Linked DNA regions of Mus musculus: region 2 is linked to region 1. A link is a loop called in an ENCODE intact Hi-C map of the cell type or tissue named here. Cell type or tissue: left cerebral cortex. All regions are shown on one strand. Links, peaks and the distances in the headings refer to the core of each region. The heading gives the core; the rest is flanking DNA. Region 1 holds the start of Gm34441 (a long non-coding RNA gene). Region 2 overlaps Itprid1 (ITPR interacting domain containing 1).

Region 1 (10,905 bases), core at 1,522-9,521:
AGCTCCCACTCTGTCTTTGCATGTTCCTTTGTGCATGAAAATTTCATGTGTCTTCTCTTCAGAACACATCTGCCGGCCACACATGAGCCTAGCCTTTAATAGCTGAGCCATCTATCCACCCCTAGGGTCCCATTCTTCTGATCTCTCTTATTCATAATTATATCATTCAATTTCTCTCTCCAAATAGTAATATTTAGTACTTTAGCATATGAGATTGGTGGGGTTACAATTTAATTCATAGCCCTCTTCCTTGAGACTCTCCTATAGGACCTTTGTGGTAGTTCCATGCTGCCTTTCACATACCTCCTAACAGTCTATTTTTGCATCATTCCCTGTGGTCATGTTGATGTGTCTAACACCAAACCTACTGCCTCATGGCTTCTGTGATGGCTTTACTGTCTTTTAGGCTACTACAGCACTAGCTTCCTCCCTGCTGTTCCCTTACTCTAGTTAAAAGAGGTTTTGACAATGACATCATTTCTCATTATCATTATAAAGTCAGGAGCATTGTGTTGGAAGATGTTTTCAAACAAATCAAAGTAGAAGTAATTTTCTATCAAGAGACATTCATGAAAAAGTTGCAGGGAGAGAGAGGGGGGCCTCAGAGCTCAGTGGTTAAGAGCATTGCTGACTATTCTTGTAGAAGACTGAGGTTCCCAGTCATAGTTCCCAGTAGATAGATGGTATGGTGGTTTGAATATGCTTGGCCCAGGGAGTGGCACTATTAGGAGGTGTGGCTTTGTTGGAATAGGTGTGGCCTTGTCAGAGGAAGTATGTCACTGTGGGCATAGGCATAGAGGAGACTGGACTGCCTGAAATAGCCACAGCATAATTGTTTGGCCAGTTGGCTTTAACTGTGATGAATGAATTTTTCATTCTAGAATGAAAAATCTACCAGAAAAACAAAAACTAAAAACAAAACAACACAAAAACCAAAAACCAATCACAACCAAACCAAACCAAACCAAACCAAAAAAATACCCACATAAAAGAACTAGGATAACTAAAGCAACTCAGAACAAAATGACACTGTTGGAGATAGCACATCTGTTTTCAAGTCATACCATAGCTCCATAGTAATAAAAAAGGCATGGCAATGTCACAAAAGAGACACATAGACTATAGAACAGAATGGAAGGCCCAGATAGATGTCAATGTAGCTGCCTGAGTTTTGACAAAAATGTCAAAAATAAATGTTGGAATAAAGATACATCTTCTACAAATGGTGCTGTGAAACATGGCTTTAAACATGGAGAAAAATGAAGCTAGAGCTTTACCTTTGACCCTGTACAAAACTCAATTGCAAATGGATCAAAGACCTCAACATAAGGACATGGAATGGAAATTTTTGGTTTCTTTGGAGACTTAGTTGTGTCATGTGATGTTTTTCTGTCTTATGAAAGTTGCTGAAACAGATACGAAGGAGGATATTATGCTGAGAACAGACATATGGGGTTTTCTAGAAGTTGCATGGAAAAGAAGCAGGTGATGTTTTGCTAGAGTGGATGCTTGAGAGAACACGTGATGTTTGAAGTGGATATAAATATAACCCAATAGACAGTAGATGCTCTGTATGGTATTGGTTCACCTTGCCACTCTTTGCTGGTCATTGTGTGGCATGACTTCATAGAAAGAAATGCCACCAAAGGTTACATATATACACTCCTGATGGTGTTCTGGTGGCTTCTTGCTGCTTCCACATATTCTGGCCGATTGGCAGAGTCTCACAGTTTCTTCTGGGTAGAACTGCCATTGTTGATTCATGAATGGTGTTTGCAAGTGGATCAAGCAGCCAGTGCTGATCACTGTGAACTGCACTGCTGATATCCTGAGAACAAAGACTGGCTTTGCTCCAAATAAATTTTTCCAAACAGATCCACATTCTCCTTTACTTGATTAACCTTTCCTTTCCACTACCTCTGATGGGTGATGGGCTAGAAAGTTACAGCATTTAAGAACGCTTATTGAAAATAGGTTTTGCAAGGAGCTAAAGGGATCTGAAACCCTATAGGTGGAACAACAATATGAACTACCCAATACCCCCCAGAGCTCATGTCTCTAGCTGCATATGTATCAGAAGATGGCCTAGTTGGCCATCAGTGGAAAGAGAGGCCTATTAGTCTTGCAAACTTTATCTGCCTCAGTACAGGGGAACACCAGGGCCAAGAAGTGGGAGTGGGTGGGGGAGCGGGTGGGGGACTTTTGGAATAGCATTGGAAATGTAAATGAAATAAATACCTAATAAAAAACAAAATATAAAAAACAAAAGAAAATAGGTTTTGAAAACTATAAATCTATAAAGACCTGAGACCCAGAAACCATTAGAAGACAAAGTAGATCGCTTCTCGGCCTTTTGGCTAAGATCAAGTGTAGAAGAAAAAGTAGAGAGCATGCTTCAACTTATAGGTGCAGGAAAGGACTTTCTGAATAGTAAATAAGACCATAAAATGGACATCTCACAACACTAGAAAGGTTACATATAGGAAAGAAAGCTGTGGGGAAATGGGTGAGAATGCTGTTGTCAGGAGTCCTTACTGGTAACATGTTTGAAAGTGTGAAGAGTGCTGTGGACACACACTTTCAACATTTCATTTTTGTTTCAACATATTAATTGTGTACATGTATGTCTCCATTCCTAAGTCATTTAAAAAGTATGAATTCTGTCCCTTTTATCCTTCTTATGATTCCCAAGCAATACAAAGTGATGATAGTATTCCTTCCTGTGTATAGGCGCCCATCTGCTCTTTAATTTATACTCATGGGAATCAGTTTTGTATATACAGTGGACTCTGTTCCAAAGGGGATTTTCCAGTCCTGAGAAGTAGTAGCAGTCAAGGCATTTAAATTTCATCACTTACAATAAATTGGTCCCTGTTTGGAAAACACTTGAGAGCTAAATTATTTATTTAATCACTTTCATTTGTGAGAAGAGAACTAAGCATAAGGACCATATAGAAATGACTACTTGAGAAATAGTCAGTTTTTACTGTTCAGAGCCAACTAAAAATCCACATCCAATATTATGTTCATATTTTCCTCTTTTGACTCAGTTCACATAGTGAAGCTTAAGGAAAGACCAGGCAGGTACTCACTAAGTACACTTAGCTTCTCAAGTAGTTAGCTAGAAAAGGCAACATTTAGTAATAATTTACTGTGTAAATGCAATTATTTTTGGATATTAAAACATTTATTAATTTTTATTTTATATGTATAGATATTTGCCTGCACATATGCATATGTGTCATGTGCGGGTTCCCATGATAGTCAGAAGAGAATTTTAGAGCCCCTGGAACTGGAGTCAAACATGGTTGTGAGCTTCTGTGTAAATATTAGGAACAGAATCTGGGTCTAGAACAGAATCTGTTCTTAACGGCTGAGCCACCTCTCCATCCCCAAGTTAGGAAATTCTAGTATTGATTCTTAATTATTTTTACAAGACATTTGTAAGGCATCACTAATTTATTCATTTACTTGTTTAAATTTGTTGATCGATGATTCAAAATATTTCTATGTAGCCCAGTCTATCCTTGGAATACTATGTAGAATAGGCTAACATCAAAGTTGCAGTGAGCTTCCTCCCTTAGCATCCTGTGCCACTATGGCCAGCCCAGTGTCATCACTAGTAAAGTTGATTAAATAGAGGCAAGAGAGGCAAGCATGCTTCCAAGCTGTGATCTTATATGAGCCAGCAATAGAAAGAGGACTTGAGGCACATCTGTGGGACCCCCAAGCTCTCCTCTTTCCACCACCAAAGGTGTTTAGAAGAACTTGAATGTGCCATAGGAGTGGACTGCTGCAGGAAGCACCCTGCTCCAGTTGGCCTGAGGAGCTGGTTCCCACGGCCCTACTACTTGCTGTGTGTCAGACATCCCCCTCAGGCTCAGTTAAGCATCTGCTGCAAGAGGGAATTGTCCTTGCTAAAGTAAACAAATGTAAAATGTGCTCTTCAGTTTGGCTTTCCAGAGGGATCACATCTGCCCCTCTGGGGTAGGACTGGGAGTCACTTCTCAGTGTCTAACCTTGACAGGCTCTTTGTGCAGAGGGTGCTGGTGTGCCAAGGTGCTATGTTCCAGCAGACATGGGACTCCATTTGCATCAGTGGTGCTGACTGGGTGGGCACCTAGGTCCTGACTGTCTTGTATCATGTAGAATGGTCTAAGCAAGAACAAAATTGGATTTGGGTCATTCTATGCTGATGCCTACATGTTTGCTCTTTGAAAAAAAAAAACACAACTTCATGGAGTTACAAACTTATTAGTAATTTGCAAATCACTTTCCCCTAATTATTGTCATACTATATATATTTATGAAAGTGCAGTATAGAAATATATAAGGTAGACCATAAAAGTTTATTTCATTGTCTTACCACAGTTGCTTGTTGCATTTTCCATGCCTTTTATGCTTCATGCACATGCCAGAAATTATTTCTTGAAACAAGTGTATAAAAGGGAATTGTAATTTCTGTTTTTCCAGGTAATAAAAATGAGACACAAGATTCAGTCACCTACCTAAAAGGTCAAGACCATTGTCTTCATCATTGTCCAGGCTGGACTGAATTCTTAACTGCTTAGAAGGCTTTCTGTCTTGGCTGGAACAGTAGGCTTACTTACATGACTTCTCCCATAGCCCAGAATTTGAGTTGGAGCTGCAATAAGTCTGCAGTGTAGGCTTTTCGTATGTCCCCAAGATTCCTTAGGACTTGTTACAAATCCACAGCTGTGTGTGTGTGTGTGTGTGTGTGTGTATCTGTGCGGCGTGTGTGTTGATGTATCTTCTCTTGGACTCTGTGGCTAACATTTCACACACAGAAGTTTTTCACTTCTACATTTAAACCCTCTTCAGTTTTGCCTTGCCAAAAATGTCTTTCAGCTCTCACCAGATAAGCTTCCCATTTACTCAAGCGTAATTATCATCAGCACCAACGTGCTGAAGCAACTCATGAACTGTTCATACATCCAAACTTCCCCGTTCTTCCAGTGTCTCCACTCTCTCTGGGAAGAAGAGTTAAAAACTGCACCTGAACCTTCCTTGGCTTCTCTTTGACTTCTCAAGAAACAGAACTCACTTCAGAAAGAATTAGTGGCTTGTATGTTGTATAAGTACAAGAAGAAGAAGAAGAAGAAGAAGAAGAAGAAGAAGAAGAAGAAGAAGAAGAAGAAGAAGAACAACAACAACAACAACAACAACAACAACAACAACAACAACAAAATCAACAATGGAAAAGGGCTTCTAAGTCATTGGCTGTCAATCTTATCCTTCAGATAAAAGGCCCTTCCTGCCTTTAAAAACAGTAGTCATGTGAAAGTCTACCTAGGAACACTCCTCTCCTGCATCATGGGTTGAGAAGTACACTGGACTCTAGGATCTTTCAAGGTCTGTGTTAAATGAGATCTGTCAGTTCTATCTTGGGAGTAAAACAGCATTGTAGGCCCTGCTGGGGCTGACTCACCCAGAGCAGCACAGGATGCTAGAAAAGCCTTACTTACGGGAGCTTTCCCTTTTCTCTCTATCTTCAGCTGCCCGGTGCTTCCTGGTGATTGCCATCTGAAGTTGAGGTTTCTCTGGCCATGTCTGGCATGCTTTTCTGCAATTATGTAGATGGAAAATGGGCAGAGAGAGACATTACCCACCTAGTGAAGGGAGAAGAGAAACTAGCAACCTCTAAAAGTTGTACAGGAAGCAATATTAATTAAGAAAAAAAAGCCCTAGTTTTTAGAAATCATTTTTTTTGAGAACGATTAGGTCAATCGGAAATGAGAACAGCAGCTCAGCATCCATCATGGGGAACGAAATGAAGATTCCGTGGTTGGTGTGGGCTAAAATTAGTAGCAGGACAGATTTAGAGAGAACTAGCATGTTTTCTCCCTAAAGGGAAATGTGATCATTAGTCAACAGCTAGCTATGTTGGGATATGTACTAACTAAATATACTCTATACTTTGGAATCTCCAAGAATTTTCTAGGAACAAGTGTAGCTGGTTCATCTTTTCTCAATGAGCTGACTGAGGGGCTAAAAAGGGAGAGGAGAAGAAGGTACGCTCGCTTTATTTTTATTTTTATTTTTGTTATGTGAAAATACTCCTGGGATGTTGTGCTAAAATTGAAGGACTGCTTAAATTATTTTGTTAAATTTTAACTTAATTTGATGTTATGTGTATGATGTCTTATAGGCATGTATGTCTGGACATGTGTGTGCCTCGTGCCTATGGAGGCTAAAAGAAGGCATTGGATCTTGTGGAACTGGGGTTAGCGACAGTTGTGAGCTGCCATATGGGTGCTTGGAGTTAAACCTAGGTCTGTAGGAAGAGAAGCAAGTGCTCTTAACCACTGCACCATCTCTTTAGGTCTTGAAGGAACTCTGAGATAAACAGTCTGAGAAACTGATGATACAGGACCTATGATGAAACAGGAGCAAATTGACTTTAAGTCTGTGGAGTTATTCATGACTGTTAACAAATGTTTAAAGCCTTAGCCAGGTAATGTGCACAGTGCTGGGGTTACATGGAAAGGGATAGAACCATATCTCTGTGTTTGGCACACTTGCTATTCTAGAAATAAAATGAGGCTGATTCTATCTACTTCAAAAGAGCAAAGTAGGAATAACAGAGCACTTATGAAGGGCAGCGTTCCTCCTAACACAGGACTAGCATTTTTACATACAGATGTGTCCCACACAGGAAAGGGCTATTTAAGAATCTGCAACTCTTCATGTGGTGTCTGGGGGACTCATGCACATGATTCTTGTTTGGGAGAGGATCTTAGTTCTTTTCCTGTTTCCTGAGCTTGTGTTTCTGAGTCATAACATTTAATATAAGAAAAAAGTTGAAATAGCCAAATAATGAAGGGCTAATGGCTTAAACCAATTAAAACATTGCAAATATTTGCTAACCTTTATGGAGGGTATCCTGGGATGTCGGGAGTACTGAGCCATACTGAGCCATAAATACTTGTCTTACTTCCTTTCTCTGGCTGAGAGAGATGAGCATGTGCCAGCCATTCTGCAGTTGTTGTCATGATCAAATGCTTTAGAGAAACAACTTAAAGGTAGATGAATTTATTTTGATTCATGGTTTCAGAGGTGGAAACTCATTATCGTGGGGCAGGCAGAACAGAACAGCTCAATTCCTGGCAAGCAGGAGAGAGAGAGAGAGAGAGAGAGAGAGAGAGAGAGAGAGAGAGAGAGACAGAGACAGAGACAGAGACAGAGACAGACAGAGACAGACAGAGAGACAGACAGAGAGAGACAGAGAGAGACAGAGAGACAGACAGAGACAGACAGAGAGAGACAGAGACATAGAGGCAGACACAGCAAGGCACAGAATGACAGGGACAGCTAGACTGAGATAAGTAGATAGATAGGTAGATAGATAGATAGATGCCCACATAGGCTGGCTTTCTGCCCCTATTCTTTTATCACAGTCTCCCCTCAGTGAATCATCCTTGGAAATGCCCCCTCAAACAAGTTAGGTATGCCTTACTCCTATCCTAGGCATTTCTCAAATTCATCAAAGCCAGAACTGACCGCCACAAAGCTAACTCATAGGAAGCAAAGGAGCAGGGCTCACGCTGTGCCTTCACTTCCTGTGTAAGTGACTCTGAGACTGAACTTACATTTACTGATAAGTACATTAGCTCATGTGACAGTGTGTCAAAAATGATCAAACTGAGGGACAGGGAGGCCCTGTGGAAAATAGGAGGATTTAGTGTGTGGCTCATACCTAGGTTTTGCTCTATCTCTGCCTCTGTCCTTAATTAGGTGTCTCACAAAAGTGCAAAGAAGAGGAAGGGGACTCCCCAGATATAAAATTTTATTCGTAAACAGAACTCAGCTAGTGGAACAATAGAAACGGAAAACTCCAGTAATTGAAGATATTAAAACAATTCGTTCTGATTGTAGGAGCCATCCAGATCTGCCCCACTGGGGGTCACTTTGCTAGGTATTTCAGACTTAGTGTGGGAGGCATTGAAGGGATGGCTCTTTCCTCCTAAAGGAAGTTGGGAAATGCAGGCAGAGCACAGGAACTGCCTGGAATGTGGGCTGCAGCTTGCCCACTGGCTTTTCTCAAGTATCCCCCTCCACAGGCTTTTGCAATATTAATCAGTGAAGTCTCGAAGTGATCATTTGCTTCCTCCAACACTGCATCTTTCCCGCCTGCGGTCCTTGCCTACCGTCACCCAGCATCGCACGCCAGCAGAGAGATGGGCAGCAGAATGGGAAGCAGATAGATCAAAGCAGCCCGGTTTCCAGGCAGAAGAATTCTTCTGTGTTTCTCAGCAACGGAGGACTCTACCACTCTTGGAGAGTGTGTTGGATGCCAGATAACTGCAGGAGAATACAAATCTTCCTGCATAATAACCACATGCTCATTTTTACTACAACGCGACTGTCCTTTTGCAGAAAAACCTTTGCAGAAGCTGTTGGGAGAAGGGCGAGTTGGGTTGTATTAAGTAGTCTTATGTTAAGTATTTAGTAATCTCATCACCTCTACTAACGTTTCAGAAAATGCCAATACCCTGCCTGAGGAGGCCGGTAGGGAAGCTTCTTTTTATTAGTAGTTTATACTCTTTCATAGGGGGAAAACCCAAATATGGACACACATGTACACATATACACACATACATACACACACAGAGCGAGAGTGAGAGAGAGAGAGAAGAAGAAGAAGTAGGAGGAGGAAGAGGAGGAGGAGGAGGAGGAGGAGGGGGAATGAGAGAGGGAGGGAGAATTTCTGCCAAGTCAGCTTTTCCTTTTCTTGCATGGTTCTCACACCCAGTTTGGATGGAGGGCCTGTTGGCCTAAGTATCTTCCCCACCTGCAGTAACTTTACTGCAATCTCAGTTTTTTCTTGGTGTGTGTGTGTGTGTGTGTGTGTGTGTGTGTGTGTTATAACCTGCTTGGGCTTCTCAGTAGAGACTTGGCATTGTGGTGTTTCTTAGTTGTTCTCAGCAGTGGTTCCTGCTGCAGTGTCAGGCGGTTGGTCAGTACAGCCCGGTTTGTCAGTGATTTAGTGATGTGACCACTAGGCTTACGTGTGTGTGACTTTCTTGCTATATATGCATATTTCTTCTAATACTATTAAACAGATATTGTCCCCTCCCCCTTTCCTCATCCAAACTCTGCATTATGTGGTGGTCGTTTTAAAATGTGCAGAAAAGGACTAGATAACTTCACAGCAGAATTGGAGAGCGTGTGTACCAGGATCTCATCCTTTCTCCTCAGACATTCTACGGTAAAGCCACACAGGTGATGCGATTCGTTGCTGCCATCAGCACTCAAAGCATGTATTGAGAGAAGCCATTTGGGGGCAGAATTAAGGAGTTTAGGCCCTGATAGAGAAATAGCAGCCATGGCTGCCAGGAACAGGGGTGGCTGATCAGGGTGCTCTGGAAGGTCAGGGCCAGCAGAGAGCTCCTGTCTCTAACATTGCCCCTTGAAGATCACTGCTTGTCCTCTCTGTTACAATCTGATGGGAGATGTATGCATGTTGTCCATTTTAGTGAAATGGGCTGGCTGCCGTGTGGGAAGTGGACTGGGCCAGGATAAAGAGAAGCAAAGGAGTGTTAGCTATGGTTGCTACAACTCTGAGGAGAAATGAAGGTGAGGCCAGGAGAAGGGCCAAACTGTGACACAGTTTGACAGAGTTGACAGTGCTGCTGCCACACTGGGTGTGGCTGAGAGGGATCAGTCATGCTCAAACTTTAGCATCAGCAACTGGGCATGTGGAATTGCTGTTTACAGAACATGGAGATGAAGGTGATGACTAGACTATGGAGAAGAAGCAGGAGGTTAACCATGGGCACTGTAAGTGTGAGGGACCAGGTTTTCAGTGGAGGCACTGTGTTGCAGGTGGCTACATAAGCTTCGCATAGGTGGTGAAGGCCAAGGCTATGTGTGTGCTTCAGGATGTTAACGTGGAAAGGGCAGTAAAGGCATGGGTGTACATCTAAGTACATCTAAGTTTCCACATATTAATAGAGAAAAGAGGGGCATCAGGCCTGAGGCAGATCTCAGGGGCATCCTCACTGGAGACCAGAAAGGAGGAAGAGCCACGAGAGGAGACTGGGAAGAAATGGGTAGTGAAATAGAGGGAAAACTACGGACATCTAATTGACCATAACAAACAAAAACAAACAAAAATCCTGGTACAAATGGCCACTACAATGCTGATGAATGCCTAGGAGATTATTTGGGAAGAGAATACAGGGAAGATATCTGGACTGATGACATAGCCATGCATGGACAGATAGAGCAATATGGAGGTGCTCAAGACACTGAGCTGAACATAGGCAGATGACTAGCAATTCCCCTTATTTAGACCAGAGAACCTATGAGCACTGCATGGGGATCTTTATCAGGATTTTTGTTGGAGCAAAGTGTGGGACAACAAGGAATTAGAAGCTACTAAGACACCCAGCAAGAGCAAATTGCATCAAGTGTGTTTTGTGCACAAATGGAATATAATAAAGCAGCCAAAAATAATATGCATGTACACACAAACGTGTATACACGTATATAGGCATATATGCACAGATGTATATATATCAATACTGAATTGATTTCACATGTGATATTTAAATCATTTAAAATTTTCTTGGTGTTAGTGGAAACTGACCCATTGACTCTAGGTACCTTTTCATATGCTATTCAAACACTTTTACACTGAGCTATAACCCTGCCCTCTTTAGACATTTTTTTTTCAAACTTTGAGACAAGATCTCAGTTACCTAGATTGACCCCAGGCTCTTTCTGTACATCCGGTAAGAGTTAAAATGATCCTCTGGCCTCAGCCACATAGATACCTAAGTATCTGGGACCACAGGACTGGCAGAAAGCAAAAGGGAGAGAGGAAGGGAGAGTGAGACAGAGAGGCCACATTTATCATATGATGTTTCCATTATTTCTACT
Region 2 (10,905 bases), core at 1,601-9,600, 420 kb after region 1:
AATAGTGTCTTTTATATGAGTTGCTGTGGTCACAATGTCTAAGACAGTGAGTAAGGTAGAGATGAAAGGACTACATATTTAGATACAGAAGGTAATGCTCCAGCCCTCTGCCTGCCTTTCCTCTAAGCCTATGCGAGTTGAAGTCCCTAAAATCTCAAACATTTTTATTGAACATGAGATTAATTCTAGAGTTTTCTGGTTGCTTTTCTAGACATAACATTCAGTCAAGAAAAATATTCAAAGGGCATCAAATGAAAAGTGTTTTGAAAGGGGGTATTTAGCTAAAGTGAGATTCTGGGAACTACTCAAAAATGGGGCGCCTGGAGGCTTGTAAGATCACCATTACCATCCTTATGTCTAAAAGACCAGAGGAAGCCTATAAATTGCCTTCGAAGAGAGACCCATAGGAGCTCTTTTGATAAATGCACAGCTGTTTTCTAAAGGCATCCTGGAGAAGAAGGCAGTGAACACAATCTAGGCAATTCTTCCTGTTCTTAAATCTCCTAGCCTATGGGCATCTCCCATTGTCTGAACACCAAGTAAAGACTAGAACACAAGGCAGTACATAAAGTATCGTGAATGGATGAAGACATGGGCATGGAAGGGTGAGTAGAGAGTGAGTAAGGACAGTTGGCCTCTGGAGGAAGCCTTCTGCTCCCACTCAGCTGCAAGTGGGAGAGGGAGTGCAGCTATAGAAGACATCATAAACTTGGTAAGTCTTTATTCACTTATGAGGTGCCAGGAATCAAACACAGAGTCCCTGCATGCCAAAAAACAAACAAACAAACAAACAAACAAACAAACAACAAACAGCATGCCAAAGAAACAGCCTAAAAGAAACAGTTTAAAAGAATTAGTTCTTTAGCTTTACAATTCTTTTTTCTCTCTTTTCTATTTTGAATTTTTGCTTTTGATGAACTGCAATGCCATATAAGAGGAATAATTCTTCTTACTATTTGAATTATTAACAAATAACTTGCCAACCAACTAATTGACTTGAACGATAGCATCTCCCAGTCTGCTTCACAAGATAAGAACTATGTTAGGTGAGCATTATAGAGATTAAAATTCCAACTAATGATGCTATTTAGACAAGAGAAAACTTAGATTTTCATAGTATCATGTTATTTGGATTTTTAATTCACTATTTATCTAGTCCTGGGAACTCCTATCCCTCTGTTTTGGAATATGGAATAAACCCAGGTCTAAATTAAAATTTATCATTATATCAAATTCTTCAGGACAATGAATCAGACATACTTCTCAAAATTGGATCTGGTCTCTTTGTTTTTATTGAAGCAATGGCTAATTTAAAAAAGAAAAGAAAAAGTGTACACAGACAAAGAAGGTACTGTTTAAGGAATAAATTCATATACTATTCTATTTTCAGAATATTTATCTAGACTGAAATTGTAACTTGCTTTATTTCAATATCCTGTGTGGCTAACTGTTCCTGGAATATTCATTGCATTAAGCTCACACTCCGTTGGCCTCTTGACCCCCTCTAGGCAGAGGTATATCATGTGGAGGAAGGAAGAGAAGGGGCAGGCATACTGGGTCACTCCTTGGCATGATTACTCTGAAGAGTTCTTTTTAACAGTTTCCAAGGGTCATGCCATTCTTTAAAGAAAACAAGCAGAGAAAGCAGTATGCTGTAACTATGTAGAAATAGAATGAGAATCTGAAGGCCTCCATGGAGAAGGCTGTTTTTACTCAGTTACATATCAGGAAACCATTTCCTCAGATGACAGAAGATGTGTAGAGTTGTGTTAGCTGTGTTTTAAAGTGGACATATGATGCAATAGTTCATATAAGCTAAAGCTCAAATGGAAGACAACAGTTTCTGAATAAAGATATGGCCAAGGTCCACCAAAAGAGGGCAGCCTGTGTGAGGGGATGGTAAGGTGTCGTTCAAAGACCTGCAGCTCCACTAATGTCATACCCATGACCATTAGTATTCCCCAAAGAGAAAATGCCAAAAGTATCAATGACTATGTCTGAAATCATAGAATATACCATAGAAAGTTGAATAGCTGAGGGAAAATTGTCAATAAACACTGACTAGGAGCATAGTCAATACTTTCAATTGTTTGGTATTCGATATCATCAATGGAAGATGAGCTTTAATTTTTACTTTAACTTTTATTTTTAAATAACTTCTTATACAATATAGTTTGATCATATTCTTTTTCCTCCCCTAACTCCTATGACATCTTTGCTCCTCTCCCCTCCCTTCCTCAACTTCATATCTTCAAGTTCTCCCGCCCCCCTCCCTCCTTTCCTCCTCCCTTTCTCTGTAAAAACAAAATACTGACCACGTGTTCTTCCCTAGGAATGTAACTGATATATTCTTTGACTGCATTGAAGAAAACTATCCCTGCCCCCGGAAGCTGTCACTATGCAAATAGTTCCTTGTAAGACCTTGTGCAGGTCTTGTGCATGATGTCACAGTCTCTATGAGTTTATATGTGAATCAGCCCTATTGTGTCTAGAACCTGCTACCTCTTTGGAGTCAAGAGGGTTCATCAACCTTGGCTTCTACAATCTTTATGCTTCCTCTTTCATGTAGATCCCTGAGCATTGAGTGATGGAGTTTGATACAAAGGCACCATTTAAGGCTCAGCATTTCAAAGTTTCTCACTCCCTGAAAACTGTCCAGTTGTGGGTGTTAATTAGTATCTAGTGTCAGAAAAAGTTTCTGAGATGATAGATGAGCCATGCACTGATCCAGTATAACAACATGTTATTAGGAGTTATTTTATTTCTATGATGTTCATTTAACAGAATAATACTTCGTTTTATGCCCATAACCTATCTATTCTCAGGTTCTTGACAATATCAGACGCAGTTTCTATCTCATGGAGTGTGTCTAAATCTAATAAAAAAGTTGTTGGTTATTCCCATAACATCTGTGCTACTATTGCACCAGAGGGTATATCTTGAAGGCAAGCCACTGTTGTAGTTTACAGAATCTGTAGCTGGGCAAAATAGTAAAAATTTAAGATGTCATTAATTCAAGAATAATTCACAAAACATTAAACTACTAGGAAACTAAAAGTTGTTTTTCCAAGTTTCTAAAGAACATAAAAAAAAGAGGGCTTTATTTAGAGACAAAACAAATGCTTACACATGCACACACACACACACACACACACACACACACACACACGCACGCACACATCTTAAGGATTGACTATAAAAAATTCATAATATACTATTTAAACAGAAGGAGGGTACAAAGTGGGTAGTACTACTTTGTTAATGCATACAGGTTCACAGGAGCTCAATGAAAGTGCACTGGGCTAAAATACACAGATATATATAGAAATACTTGTCTTCCCACATGATTAGATAAAGATATTTTTCATTTTCTAAATTGTCTTCACCGTTGTGTACTGTTTTATAATAGTGAATTAATTAATACTTAATGGTATCAAGCCAAATAAATTTACTTTTAGAGAAGTACTTTTTTTCCAGTGACTAAGAAATGTAGCTATTCTGACTGAAGAGTGGAGGAGAAACCGCTAAACCTGGAATAATAGAACAAGGAAAGGGAAAAATTCACAGCTTGCAAAGCATCAGCTGAGGGCTCACGGGCACTCTCAAGTGTGCTGCAGAAATCCTCCATCGGAAAACCTGAACTCTCTAGAACTTCTGGCACGAGTGAAGGCATTGACATGTTTCAGATAGGTTTTTCAAAACCCATGAACATACTATCTCTTCTTCATGCATATCTGGGATGAGACCTGAGGTCAGGAGAGCAGGCATCTTTGCTGACACTGTATAGCATCTAGGGCAGTATAAGACCTGAGGGGACCCAGTGCACATTCTAGGGATGAAGGGTCCCACAGGAACATCTGTAGCCCTGCCTCTGTGCCCTGCACTTCTCACTGCATTAGCAAGGAGTTGACTCACAGCACGAATGTGTGGGACGCCAGAGATGACACAGAAAGGTTTCCAATGGAAGTCAAGCTATCATTGACAGAATGAACCTTGAACGCGTAGGAGCCAACACAAAACTTAGACAAGAATAGCTAATAAGGAAGGCTCTAGAAGGTCCCCCACGGTACCTAATTGGTAACCCCATCTTGACTTATGCGGGGATCTGAAGACAAAACCATAAAGATGTTCCGAAGCATTTGAAATGGCATTCTAAAAATGCCTCCGTGATAGCCACTCCAGCCCAAACAATCCTCGCTGCTTCCTATTGGGCAAAGCCGCCGCTCTTCATCTCAGGTTCCAAGCCCCTCCTGGAGCCCTTTGGTTTTGCGTCATCTGTAAGTCCACACAAGTCCTAAGACATGTGACTCAGCCTTACCCCTGAGAGGTCACAGACTTCCTACCCTGTGACAATGAATGAGAGAGACACTTGGCAATTAAATAGGTAATATCGAATCTATTGATGTAGATGGTTAACCCCAAAGTTCAAGGTTGGACCATGTTTTCTTATTCTGTATGATTTCTTCATGTTCCTTGTCCCTGTAAACCCTGTTTCTTTTCATCTCTTTACAATTTACATTTCAACTCCTTCCCCTCTTTTGTTTCCTGAGATGCTCTACACAAAGACTATTTTCAATGCAACTCAGGTGCTTTTACTATTGACACAGTCCAGAGAGAAGGCTTCTTCTATTGGAAGGTCTTGGCAGAGCCCTGGCTCCTCCGTGGTTGGTGTAATGCTGCCATCTGGTGGTTACTTTGACAAAATGCCTAAGGCATCTTTCCCTTGGGTAGGTAGGCCTGTTAGCTCAGTACAAAGGTGAAGTTTGCAGGCAGGGCTCACCCAGCTGAAATAGTAAAATCTAAATTCTAGAAGGCAGATTTGCACTGTAGAAGTTAATTTCTAGTTGCTATCAATGCTATCCATCACAGTCATGAATTGTGTAAACAGTGAGACTGAATTATAATAGTTAAAATGATGTTCCTTGGGAACTATCATTACATGTTCTTAGATTTACACATATACTATTGGGCATTAACCTCACTCGTCAGAAGCCCAATATAAGAGAATAACAGTTCCTACATAGGAGAGACAGAATCCAAAGCTGGTAGATGTGGCTATAAATCTGCCAGATGAGTCAGTTGGGTATTCTAATAGCGTGTTAGCTAAATATATTATGAGTTTAGCCTCTAGGAGCCATGGGATAGTCAGAGCTGGTGAACTATCAGTTATTGAGAGCAAAATGAAATCAAGCAGAGGTTTGGGTGGTGAGGGGTGTCATTTATCTAGTTTTGGTTTAGAACAGGGACCAATGAGAGGGGAAGTTTGTATGATAAAAATTTTCTAAAAGAAAAAGAAAACCTTCAGGAAGCAAGGTGGACAAAAACAAAACAAAAACAAAAATAAAAACAAAACAAGGCCTCCACTTAGCAGAGTGGACCAAAGCTCCTTGGGAGAAGGTTCCCAGAAAAGGTCCGCTGGCATAAGCTCCAGTTCTCCTAGGCGTGGCCTGGCAGGCTTCAGGGACTGGGTGGGATGGCCCCCTGAGATAGCGCTGCTTCCATTACTCTTCAAAAGCCATGTTCTTGTACCGGAAGTCAAGCCCTCCTGCCTGGGTGTTACCTTGAGGATGTAGCAGTGATAAACGATACTCATTTGTATCTGTCTGTTTGCTTAATAATCCATCATAGCTATCCCAGACTAGGGGATTTCTCATACTTTATCTCTTTTAACTACTACAGCCCTAAGGGGAAGTTTAAAATGAGGAAATCGAGAACTTAGCTGCTGGTAGTCCCTGAAAACACTTTATAAGGGGCAAAGATCTTAGTCTCCTAAAGAAACTAAGCCATCTGTAAATTGCCCCACACATTTCTTATGTCTCTTAGAATGATTCAGGATGTACACATTTGACTTCTAAAGCAAACAAAAACTGAAAATCCTGTTCGTGAGAGCATCATGCTCAACTCTGTTGTTCAGTCACACCATGAAAGGGAAATCTCGGTTTGGTCTTTTGTTAAATTTAATTAAATTTGAGAGATATCACTTGAGTGAGATTTAGCAATTGTGTGTCATTTTACAGGGATACAGTTAATGAAATGTAACTGTTGTCAATACCACAAATACACACCCTTTAGAACAAATGACTCCTACAGTGTAAAGACACATCACATTGTGCCTGTAGCTGTTTACAGTACGTCCTCCTACTCAGAAAAGCTCCATCTATCTGCAAACCTTAAACTGTAACTATTACAAATGTGTTGAATATATGAAAGATGTAGACTTTTATCTTTGCTGTTCTTTAAGCAACTTTTATATACCATTTAAATTATAGTAGGTATTGTAAATAATCCAAGATGATTTTAAGACGGAAGGACAGTTGCGCATACGTCACATGCAAATATCGTGGTATTTTGTGTGAGAGATTTGAGTAGCTGCAGTTTTTACTATTCTGAGGGATGGAGTTCCATGAAACCAGTCACCTACAGATCTCAGGACCAAAAGTATTTCCATTTGGATCAGGTTGTTAGAGACTAACCAGTTTATGGACAGATTTTGGCTTAGTGGCAGAACATTGCTTCCTCTGAGCATGGCAAGGATAATAGCAGCCATCAGCCATCATACATCACACTGATGGCTCCTGCTCCAGAACAAGAATCTTGAAAATTGTTCTGGAAAAGTGAGTAGCAATAGTGTCCAGGTGATGCCTAAAACACTTCACTAAAGCAAGTGGCTCCACATCCTGTTTTGCCTCCCCTGCCCTGAGTCTTAAATCCTCTTACTTAGGAATTTTCTCTCTTGATGCTATAGGCCAGGGGTGATGAAGGAGATGTGGAAGTTAGTCCTGCTTACTGAATATCTACAGTCAGGGCCTCCTGAGGTGAAACAGGCTGTCGGGGGACCTAAAGCACATATGGTAGCTTGAAGTAGGAAGCTCATGTAGAAAGTGTTCAGGGATGGTCTGCTCACTTACCTGATGAGTAGATGGGCTCTATGTAAAGTAGTCAGGGCATTGTGTGAAAAATATTAGAAAATCTACACAAAGCTTTTACACTGTTATTATAACAATTATCACATAATTTACAAACATTACATAAATTACAAAATAGGTGATTTACTTCCTAACTTCAAAAGTACCCGGAGAAGTTGTTTTGTTTTGTTTTGTTTTGTTTGTTTGTTTGTTTGTTTGTTTTTTCAAGACAGGGTTTCTCTGTATAGCCCTGGCTGTCCTGGAACTCACTTTGTAGACCAGGCTGGCCTCGAACTCAGAACTCCTCCTGTCTCTGCCTCCCAAGTGCTGGGATTAAAGGCGTGCACCACCACGCCCAGCTACCTGGAGAAGTTTTTTAAAATAATATTTTTATTTTATTACTTTTTGAAATTTCATACATCTATGCAATGTATTTCGATCCTATTCACTCACCACCTCTCTTCAGTGTTCCCTAGGATCCACCCCATCTCATTTCTTTTGTTGTTGTTAGAAACTCCCTGAGTCCAACTAATGCTGCCCACATGCAGACATCATCTTCTCTCCCCATTCTCCTTCTCTCCACTAAAACTTTAACCTTGAAAATTACCCCACTTGCCTTTCATGTTGTCTATGTTCAGCTGACAAGTTATAATGCTGGTTGAATTTGATTTTAACAAGATCAACCAGCTCTTAAATATGTGACACAAATTAAGTATTATAAAATAAATCTCTATAAATATGTGACATACAATAAGACAAAAAGGCCACCAAAAGATTGGGAAAGGATCTTTACCTATCCTAAATCAGATAGGGGACTAATATCCAATATATATAAAGAACTCAAGAAGGTGGACTTCAGAAAATCAAATAACCCCATTAAAAAATGGGGCTCAGAACTAAACAAAGAATTCTTACCTGAGGAATACCGAATGGCTGAGAAGCAACTGAAAAAATGTTCAACATCCTTAATCATCAGAGAAATGCAAATCAAAACAACCCTGAGATTCCATCTCACACCAGTCAGAATGGCTAAAATCAAAAATTCAGGTGACAGCAGATGCTGGCGAGGATGTGGAGAAAGAGAAACACTCCTCCATTGTTGGTGGGATTGCGAGCTTGTACAACCACTCTGGAAATCAGTCTGGCAGTTCCTCAGAAAACTGGATACAGTACTACCGGAGGATCCAGCAATACCTCTCCTGGGCATATATCCAGAAAATGTCCCAACCGGTAAGAAGGACACATGCTCCACTATGTTCATAGCAGCCTTATTTATAATAGCCAGAAGCTGGAAAGAACCCAGATGCCCCTCTACAGAGGAATGGATACAGAAAATGTGGTACATTTACACAATGGAGTACTACTCAGCTATTAAAAAGAATGAATTTATGGAATTCCTAGGCAAATGGATGGACCTGGAGGGTATCATCCTGAGTGAGGTAACCCAATCACAAAGGAACTCCCACAATATGTACTCACTGATAAGTGGATATTAGCCCAGAAACTTAGGATACTCAAGATATAAGATACAATTTGCTAAACGCATGAAACTCAAGAAGAACGAAGACCAAAGTGTGGACACTTTGCCCCTTCTTAGAAATGGGAACAAAACACCCATGGAAGGAGTTACAGAGACAAAGTTTGGAGCTGTGTCAAAAGGATGGATCATCTAGAACTTGCCATATCCAGGGTTCCATCCCATAATCAGCTTCCAAACGCTGACACCATTGCATATACTAGCAAGATTTTGCTGAAAGTACCCAGATATAGCTGTCTCTTGTGAGACTATGCCGGGGCCTAGCAAACACAGAAGTGGATGCTCACAGTCAGCTATTGGATGGATCACAGGCCCCCCAATGGAGGAGCTAGAGAAAGTACCCAAGGAGCTAAAGGGATCTGCAACCCTATAGGTGGAACAACATTATGAACTAACCAGTACCCCAGAGCTCTTGACTCTAGCTGCATATGTATCAAAAGATGGCCTAGTCGGCCATCACTGGAAAGAGAGGCTCATTGGTCTTGCAAACTTTATATGCCCCAGTACAGGGGAACGCCAGGGCCAAAAAGTGGGAGTGGGTGGGTAGGGGAGTGGGTGGGGGGGTATGGGAGACTTTTGGGATAGCATTGGAAATGTAAATGAGGAAAAATATCTAATAAAAAGTATAAAAAAAATACATTGTATGAAATTCCCAAAGAACCAATATTTAACATATTGTTTTTAAAAAAATTCAACTGTATCAAAAATAGCAATAAATTTAGTATGTGGGTGTCTAAAAAAGAATATGTGACATAAATTATCATAAAATAAATCATAAAAATTATTTATTTTTATTTATTTATTATTTATAAATATTTATTATTTTCATTGATAGTTAACAACAAATATTCTATTACTAGTATTAAATGTTCTATAAAAATTGAATGTTATACTTGGGTGTTTACTTGATTGGCTCTTTCCCTATAACCTGCTCTATGTTATAATAATTCTTATTTTCATACACTCAAAGGGTTTTTGTAATAAGCCCATTGCTATATTATTATCATTTTTGTTAACATAGTCAATTTCCCCCCAAAGTAGGGATCAAACACAGAATTTTAACAATGCTAGGCAACTGCTCAACCACTGGGTTTGCCCCCAGTCTTCACTTATCTTTGAAAGGAGTTAAACCTTTTTAAATGTGTGTTTGATGCTTCCTTTCAGGCTTTTCACAGTCTGGCCTCCAAAGGAGTCACTTCCCTATTTTCCCAGGATTATTTTCAAAGATAATTCTCCTTCTGCTTTTATGTTAAGTGTATATAATACGCCTCTCCAGTGGAGTGGATTTTAAGACTTTTTCCTCTTCGTTGTTGGTATTAAATTATTTGTTTCTGATGTGCCTTGGTGTAGCTTTCTTCATGTTCTGTATGCCGGGGGGTGGGGAGGGATTGTTTCTGTCAAACACTTCATGTGTTCTCCATTCTCTTTGGAATTTTCCAGTTATTAAAATATCTATTCACTCAGAGAGGTGGCACCATGTATTGGTGTGATTTTCATCACTTAAATTCTTGTTTTCCCTATGCAAATTTGATTTGGGATCATTTCTATAAGCTATGTATTTCTTTCATTAGTTGTTTTTATTACACAATCCTTCATTTGCTTTTAATCTTATCCATTATGAACTATCATAAGCAGTATAGTTTTCATCATCTTTAGTTTGATTTGGGTCTTTAAACAGACATACACACACACACACACACACACACAGCATCAATGTCTGCACTTAACACATTTCATCATATTCCTTGGCCATATGGCATATAGTCATAAGTGTTTAATGTCCTTGTCTGATCATTCTAACATCAGGATCAATTCTTTATTTGTTTTCATTTGCTGGTGTTCTGCCTTCCTGTTTGGGTCACATTTACCGGCTTCTTTTATAGTTAATTATATTCCTTCATTGGCAATTTCTTTCCTGTATATAATGTATTTTGATTACTCTTCCCCACCTGCTCTTATCTCCCTCCCACCCTCTTTCCTACAAATATCTTTCCCACATTCTTGCCTTTTTTGTTGTTGTCTTGTGTGGTGTGACCCAGAGTTTCATAAGGGCAGTCTATGTGACCATAGGTTTGGAACTATGCATTGAAGAGGGTGGACACACATTTGACATACCTGGTATCTTGTAGTAGATGCTAAGTGGTATGGATTTAATTTTGCATGTGGTAAGTATTGGTGGATTCCTAAAAAGCTATTATTGAATTTACTTCTGAGGCAGAGTTGAGCTACCAGGAAATACTCTGATGAATTGGAGTATTATTATTATTATTGTTATTATTATTATTATTATTATTATTATTATTATTATCTTTAAGCTTTTCCAGTCCTTATCCTTCTCCCATTTTGTCCTCCCATTTGTTCCTCATTCCATTCCTCCTCCCCCATATCCAAGAGGATATCCCCACCCCACACATAGCCCTACTTGCCCCCACACTCTGCCAGGTCTATACCCTGGAGCCTCAA

Evidence for each region. Peaks named below come from ENCODE experiments on the same cell type or tissue, not always from the same donor. Only the 100,000 strongest peaks of a DNase experiment are listed, where the experiment ranks them.
Region 2: it touches region 1 in a loop (5-fold over the local background); 20 of 42 quality-filtered maps call a loop at or near these places.

The regions. Positions count from the first base shown.
Region 1 is chr6:55,531,188-55,542,092 of GRCm38, forward strand. It overlaps Gm34441 (a long non-coding RNA gene), which reads left to right and starts at 5,856. Exons shown (of 7, transcript XR_869122.1): 1 at 5,856-6,032. In left cerebral cortex, for the core only: no CTCF peak of the experiment used is centred there; DNase peaks (open chromatin) are centred at 5,466, 5,847, 6,253, 7,638 and 1 more place; H3K4me3 peaks cover 259 bases; H3K27ac peaks cover 298 bases.
Region 2 is chr6:55,946,236-55,957,140 of GRCm38, forward strand. The region is part of intron 9 of Itprid1 (ITPR interacting domain containing 1); the gene reads left to right. Among named protein-coding and RNA genes, the nearest start is that of Ppp1r17, 66 kb to the right of the region's middle. In left cerebral cortex, for the core only: a CTCF peak has its summit at 4,683 (motif pointing left); DNase peaks (open chromatin) are centred at 3,945 and 4,672.